Linked DNA regions of Homo sapiens: region 2 is linked to region 1. A link is an interaction called in ENCODE POLR2A ChIA-PET data of the cell type or tissue named here. Cell type or tissue: Panc1. All regions are shown on one strand. Each heading gives the region's core, and the rest is flanking DNA. Links, peaks and the distances in the headings are about the cores only.

The links. ChIA-PET counts read pairs that join two places held together with the same protein. Peaks named below come from ENCODE experiments on the same cell type or tissue, not always from the same donor. Only the 100,000 strongest peaks of a DNase experiment are listed, where the experiment ranks them.
Region 2: POLR2A ChIA-PET joins it to region 1 with 17 read pairs; 5 of 35 experiments call an interaction of 5 or more read pairs at or near these places.

The regions. Positions count from the first base shown.
Region 1 is chr1:26,798,577-26,801,487 of GRCh38, reverse strand. PIGV (phosphatidylinositol glycan anchor biosynthesis class V) reads right to left here. Exons shown (of 4, transcript NM_017837.4): 4 at 829-2,911. Among named protein-coding and RNA genes, the nearest start is that of PIGV, 12 kb to the right of the region's middle. RefSeq lists an enhancer at 1,155-1,404. In Panc1, for the core only: no CTCF peak of the experiment used is centred there; a DNase peak (open chromatin) is centred at 1,417; H3K27ac peaks cover 1,153 bases.
Region 2 is chr1:26,513,801-26,516,711 of GRCh38, reverse strand. No RefSeq gene overlaps it. Among named protein-coding and RNA genes, the nearest start is that of RPS6KA1, 15 kb to the left of the region's middle. In Panc1, for the core only: no CTCF peak of the experiment used is centred there; no DNase peak of the experiment used is centred there.

The DNA of each region.
Region 1 (2,911 bases), core at 227-2,726:
TTATTATCTACATTTTACAGATGAGTAAACTGAGGCTTAGAGAGTCAGTATCTGGCTCAAGTTTACACAGTTAGTACACAGTAGAGCTGGGCTTGGGGCTGATTTCAAGGCCTAGATTAAGACCTCAGCTCCATTCACACTGGTTTCTCCCTGTCCTATCCTGTTCCATTTCCTGCCTTCTATATTCATTCTGTACCCTGAACTTTCAAATCCTCCCTATCATTCAAAGTCTAGCTCAACTATCATTGGTCCATGAAGTCTTTTCAGGTATCCCAAGCTGGAAGGGATCTCCATCTCGTGTAAACTTACAGAGTACATGCTCTCTGCCTCACTTACCTTTTTCTAAGCACACAAATAAAACTTGAATTCATTCTAATCATAAAAAGTTCAAGTAGGGCTGGGCACGGTGGCTCATGCCTGTAATCCCAGCACTTTGGGAGCCCAAGGAGGGTGGATCACGAGGTCAGGAGTTCGAGACCAGCCTGGCCAACATGGTGAAACCCCGTCTCTACTAAAAAATACAAAAATTAGCTGGGCGTGGTGGCGGGCACCTGTAATCCCAGCTACTAGGGAGGCTGAGGCAGGATAATTGCTTGAACCTGGGAGGCGGAGGTTGCAGTGAGCCGAGATCGCGCCACTGCACTCCAGCCTGGGTGACAGAGCAAGACTCCGTCTCAAAAAAAAAAAAAAAAAAAAAAAAGTTCAAGTAGTGAGATACAGAGCAAGAAGCTTCAGTGTCCTTTCACTCCCCAGAATTTATTGCTTTCTGCCTTAATGTTTCTGTGTCTGCTAGCAACTCTTATTAGACAGTTATTTGAGGACAGGAGGCATAGCTGAGTCATCTTTATTCCCCTAAAATAGGCATTAATAAACAATTACTGAAAGAATCAATCAGTTTCAAATCCCTTGAGCCTGCACATATTACATTTTCAGATGACAGTGAGAGGGTCTATTCAATAAAAGTAACATTTTTCCAGGAGGACTGGTAAAGGTATGTCAAACACTCTCCTCCCACCTTCATTAAAGAACAAAAAAAAGCATCTACTTCTAGGTACGTGAGGCTGAGGCGTCTGGTTTCTGTTTTAGCAGGGTCTCAGAAGGAAATGACTTTTCTCTGAAACTGTAGACACCCCACCTAGCTGTGGCATTGTTAGGCCTCAGGGTAAACAGGAAACTTCCTGCCTTGGGTCCTTCATGTCCCTCTCCCAGACTATTAAAGAGACTGTTAATAGGATGGTAAAAGGACAGCTGCTGGTCATAAAATCAGCCCATTCCTTAGCTCCTTAGAGAACAACTAAATCCCTGCAAGGTCAGAGAGAAAACCTTGTCCAGCTCATGCCAGGTGCACCCACCTAGCTGGGCTCCTGTTACAAGGTTTCTGGGCATGATGAGATCTAGTGTGAAGGTTAAACTGAGACTGCCAGAGCAGTGACATCACACCTACTCTGTGGGGTCTGAGTCACCTCTTCCAGTAGAGGAATAATCAGTCCTGATTATCCCCCAAAAGGAGGCAAAGAGGAGAGCGAAGAACCCAGTGCTCCTACCTCGGCAATAAAGAGCTGAAACAGGACCCCAACACTTCCTGCACGCAAGGTGGAAGTCTCTGGATTTGCAGCTGTTGGCAAGGAGAAAGGGAACAGTTTCTGCCAACTAACTGGAGGGACACTAGGGCAGGGGTGATCATCGTTTGCCAAGAAGGGCACTTGGTGTCTTGGCAGAAGGCAGAGGGCTGCCCTGATCTGTGTGTACATTTTCAGAAGCATTTGACTCTGAACCAAATTCTCTCAGCTGTCCTAGTGCTGGGGCGATGGATGGGAAATGCTTATTGGCCAGGCTGACCAGAAGCTCCAACAGAGGGTGCTGGGGCTCAGCCAGGAGCTTCCCTTCAGCTGGCAAGTTGAGCTTTCTGTCATGGTCAGAGGGAGTGTGTCAAAATTCCAATTCTTGAGGCTTTCCAGAAGCTGCTTATGATTACCCATCTGTTTTGAAGAGTTTCTGCTTACTGGATGTTTTGGCTTAAATGGGAAATAAAAGAGGTGATGGATGATACAGAGCCAAACTCTCGTCTGGCTCAAGGAATGGGCAAAAGTAGCTCAGCAGGGGCCAGTGATCTTACTACCATTATAGTGATAGGCTCATGACCAAACGGGGGCCAGGAAGCAGGGCAGATACCATTTCATTCCACCTTGGACTTACGTACAATTTACCAATTCCTGCCGCCGTGTTGGCGCCTCTGACCCATGTCTACTGATCAAGTAAGCAGGCATCTGAGAACGGCACAACAGGCACCTTATCTGCCAGATGTTACTGCTTTCCCTCATTGAAAGGAAAGACCACCTAAATTACTCCCAAGAGTTGCACTCGGTGGAGGAGGAGTTTCTTCTAATTGCTGAAAACAGGAGAACTGGATATTTTCTCCTAAAATCACACATTTAAGCCTCTACATTAGCATTTAGACTGGGGTGATTCTGTTGTTTAAGGCAGTTCTTAAGATGTTAGAGCAGAAAGGGACCTACAAGAGACTGCATCATTCACCACCACCCCCTGAAGAATATCATCATTTCCCATGGTTTCAGAGGTGGTAACTAAGGTTCTGAAAACTCTCCCAAGTCACATGGCTGGTAAATGGGGTTTTACTGAGAGGACTAGAATCCAGGGTTCCTGATGCCTTCTTCTTACCCTTTTTTCCCCCAGCTGATTTATATTATTTTAACTTTTTAAAATTATTTTACTTTTTGCCACATGGAAAGATTTGTATTATTTTTATTTTTTACTTTTTTTGAGACAGAGCCTCACTCTGTTGCCCAGGCTGGAGCGCAGTGGCGCAAACTCAGCTCACTGAAACCTCCGCCTTCCAAGTTCAAGCAATTCTCATGCCTCAGCCTCCCGAGTAGGATTACAGGTGTGTACC
Region 2 (2,911 bases), core at 215-2,714, 280 kb after region 1:
TAAAAGAAAGTTGGCCAGGCGCAGTGGCTCATGCCTGTAATCCCAGCACTTTGGAAGACCGAGGCAGATGGATCACTTGAGGTCAGGAGTTTGAGACCAGCCTGGCCAACATGGTGAAACCCTGTCTCCACTAAAACTCCCACCAAAAATTAGCTGGGCGTCATGGTGCATGCCTATAATCCCAGCTACTCAGGAGGCTGAGGCAGGAGAATCGCTTGAAACCGGGAGACAAAAATTCACGCCACTGCACTCCAGCCTGAGTGACAGAGCAACACTCCATCTCAAAAAAAAAAAGAAGAAGAAGGGCTGGGCGCAGTGGCTCACGCCTGTAATCCCAGCACTTTGGGAGGCCGAGGTGGGCGGATCACAAGGTCAGGAGTTCGAGACCAGCCTGGCCAACATGGTGAAACCCTGTCTCTACTAAAGATACAAAAAATTTGCGGGGCGTGGTGGCACGCGCCTGCAATCCCAGCTACTCGGGAGGCTGGGGCAGGAAAATGGCTTGAACCCAGGAGGTAGAGGTTGCAGTGAGCTGAGATTGCGCCATTGCACTCCAGCCTAGGTGACAGGGCGAGACTCCATCTCAAAAAAAAAAAAAAATAGTGGAATGTTGTCAGCTTTGGAAGGGGCCTTTGTCTTGGCCAAAGATGGGAAACTGGTAGCCTGAGGCAGAGGTGAATCAGGTAAGGGTGGTAGTGAGTCTGCCATGTGCAAGAAATAAGGCATGCTTTGTCTGTAGAGAATTTAAAAACATTAGTGAGGCCAGTTGCCATGGCTCACGCCTGTACTCCCAGCACTTTGGGAGGCTGAGACAGGTGGATTGCTTGAGCCCAGGAGTTCAAGACCAGCCTGGGCAACATGGTGAAACCTCACCTCTACAAAAAAAGTAAAAAAAATGATAAAATAAAAACATCAATGAAACTGGGTAGGTCTGCTTTTTACTATCACCATGGCTTGGCAATTCTAAATAATGTCAGTGATAAAATCATCCTTCCCAAAGAGATCCCTCTGTTGGTCAAAGTACTAATTGTTGTGATTGCTGTGAGGTTTTTGTTTTTTGTTCTTTTTTTGTTTTTTTTTTTTTTAAGAGACAGAGTTTCCCTCTGTCAGCCAGGCTGAAGGGCAATGGCACAATCACAGCTCACTGCAGCCTCGAATTCCTGGGCTCAAGGGATCCTCCCACCTCGGCCTCCCAAAGCACTGGGACTGCTATAAGTTTTAGGAATATATGTAAGCTGCAGATTCATATATTTTTATTACCTAAACTTTAATAAATAATATATTCTACATGGAAGCTAATTTGGATAACTCCTGAGTTATACGCTTGGCCCCCAGCACACAGGGAGTCAGCTACACACCTTTAGTTTGAGAGTTCCCAGTGGGTCGAAATCATGGGAGCTCACTTTGGGAGTAGTTCATGTCTCCACATCCTTGCATTTAAACAACAAATTTGAAATCAACAGTGATAGCACAGTAACTATAAAAACAAGGGAAAAGCTGGGCACGGTGGCTCATGCCTGTAATCCTAGCACTTTGGGAGGCTGAGGCGGGTGGATCACGAGGCCGGGAGATCGAGACCATCCTGACTAACACGGTGAAACCCCATCTCTACTAAAAATACAAAAAATTAGCCGGGCGTGGTGGCGGGTGCGTGTAGTCCCAGCTACTCGGGAGGTTGAGGCAGGAGAATGGCATGAACCTGGGAGGTGGAGCTTGCAGTGAGCCAAGATCACACCAGTGCACTCCAGCCCAGGCAACAGAGCGAGATTCCGTCTCAAAAAAATAAAATAAAATAAAAAATAAAATTTTCACTGTGTTTACTTTCTGACCATGATTATTTGTTTTATTTCATAATTGTTATTGATAAAAATTCTGACATATGGAGGTTAAAATATGATTCTCTTTGTGTGTCAAATATACTAGGTGCACCATGGACCTGAAGACAGAAGAGGACCCACAGTGGCTTACATCATTATGTTATCCATCATAATCATCATTTTATTTATTTATTTATTTTGGACACAGGTCTTGCGCTGTCACCCAGGCTAAAGTGCAGTGGAGCTCACTGCAGCCTCAAACTCCTGGGCCCAAGTGATTCTCCCATCTCAGCCTACCAAGGAGCTAGTACTACAGGCATTTACCACCACATCTGACTACTTTTTGTTTTTTGAGACAGAGTCTCACTCTGTCGCCCAGGCTAGAGTGCAGTGGTACGATCTCGGCTCACTGCAACCTCTGCCTCCCAGGTTCAAGCAATTCTCCTGCCTCAGCCTCCTGAGTAACTGGGACTACAAGGGCGTGCCACCACACCCAGCTCAGCTAATTTTTTGTATTTTTAGTAGAGACGGGGTTTTGCCATGTTGGCCAGGCTGGTCTCGAACAACTAGATCTCGTGATCTGCCCGCCTCGGCCTCCCAAAGTGCTGGGATTACAGGTGTGAGCCACCATGCCTGGCCTTAATTTTTATTTTTGTAGAGACAGGGTCTTGCTATGTTGCCCAGGCTGGTGTCAAACTCCTGGGCTCAAGGAGTTTTTTTTTTTTTTTTTTGAGACACGGTTACTCTGTCTCCCATGCTAGAGTGCAGTAGCATGCTCATGGCTCACTGGAGCTTCGACTTCCCAGGCTCAAGCAATCCTCCCACCTCAGCCTCCCTAGTAGCTGGGACTACAGGCACGCACCACCATGTCCGGGTAATTTTTGTATTTTTTGTAGAGACAGAGTTTGCCATGTTGCCCAAGCTGGTCTCAAACTCCTGGGCTCAAGTTGTCTGCCCTCCTCAGCCTCCCAAAGTGCCCAGGTAAGCGTGAGCCACCATGCCTAGCCTCTTTCTTAAAAACATGAAAAAAAAAGTTATTGTCTTGATTATTGAGATTTTTGATGCCTCCTTAAATTTTGTACTTTAAGAGGTTT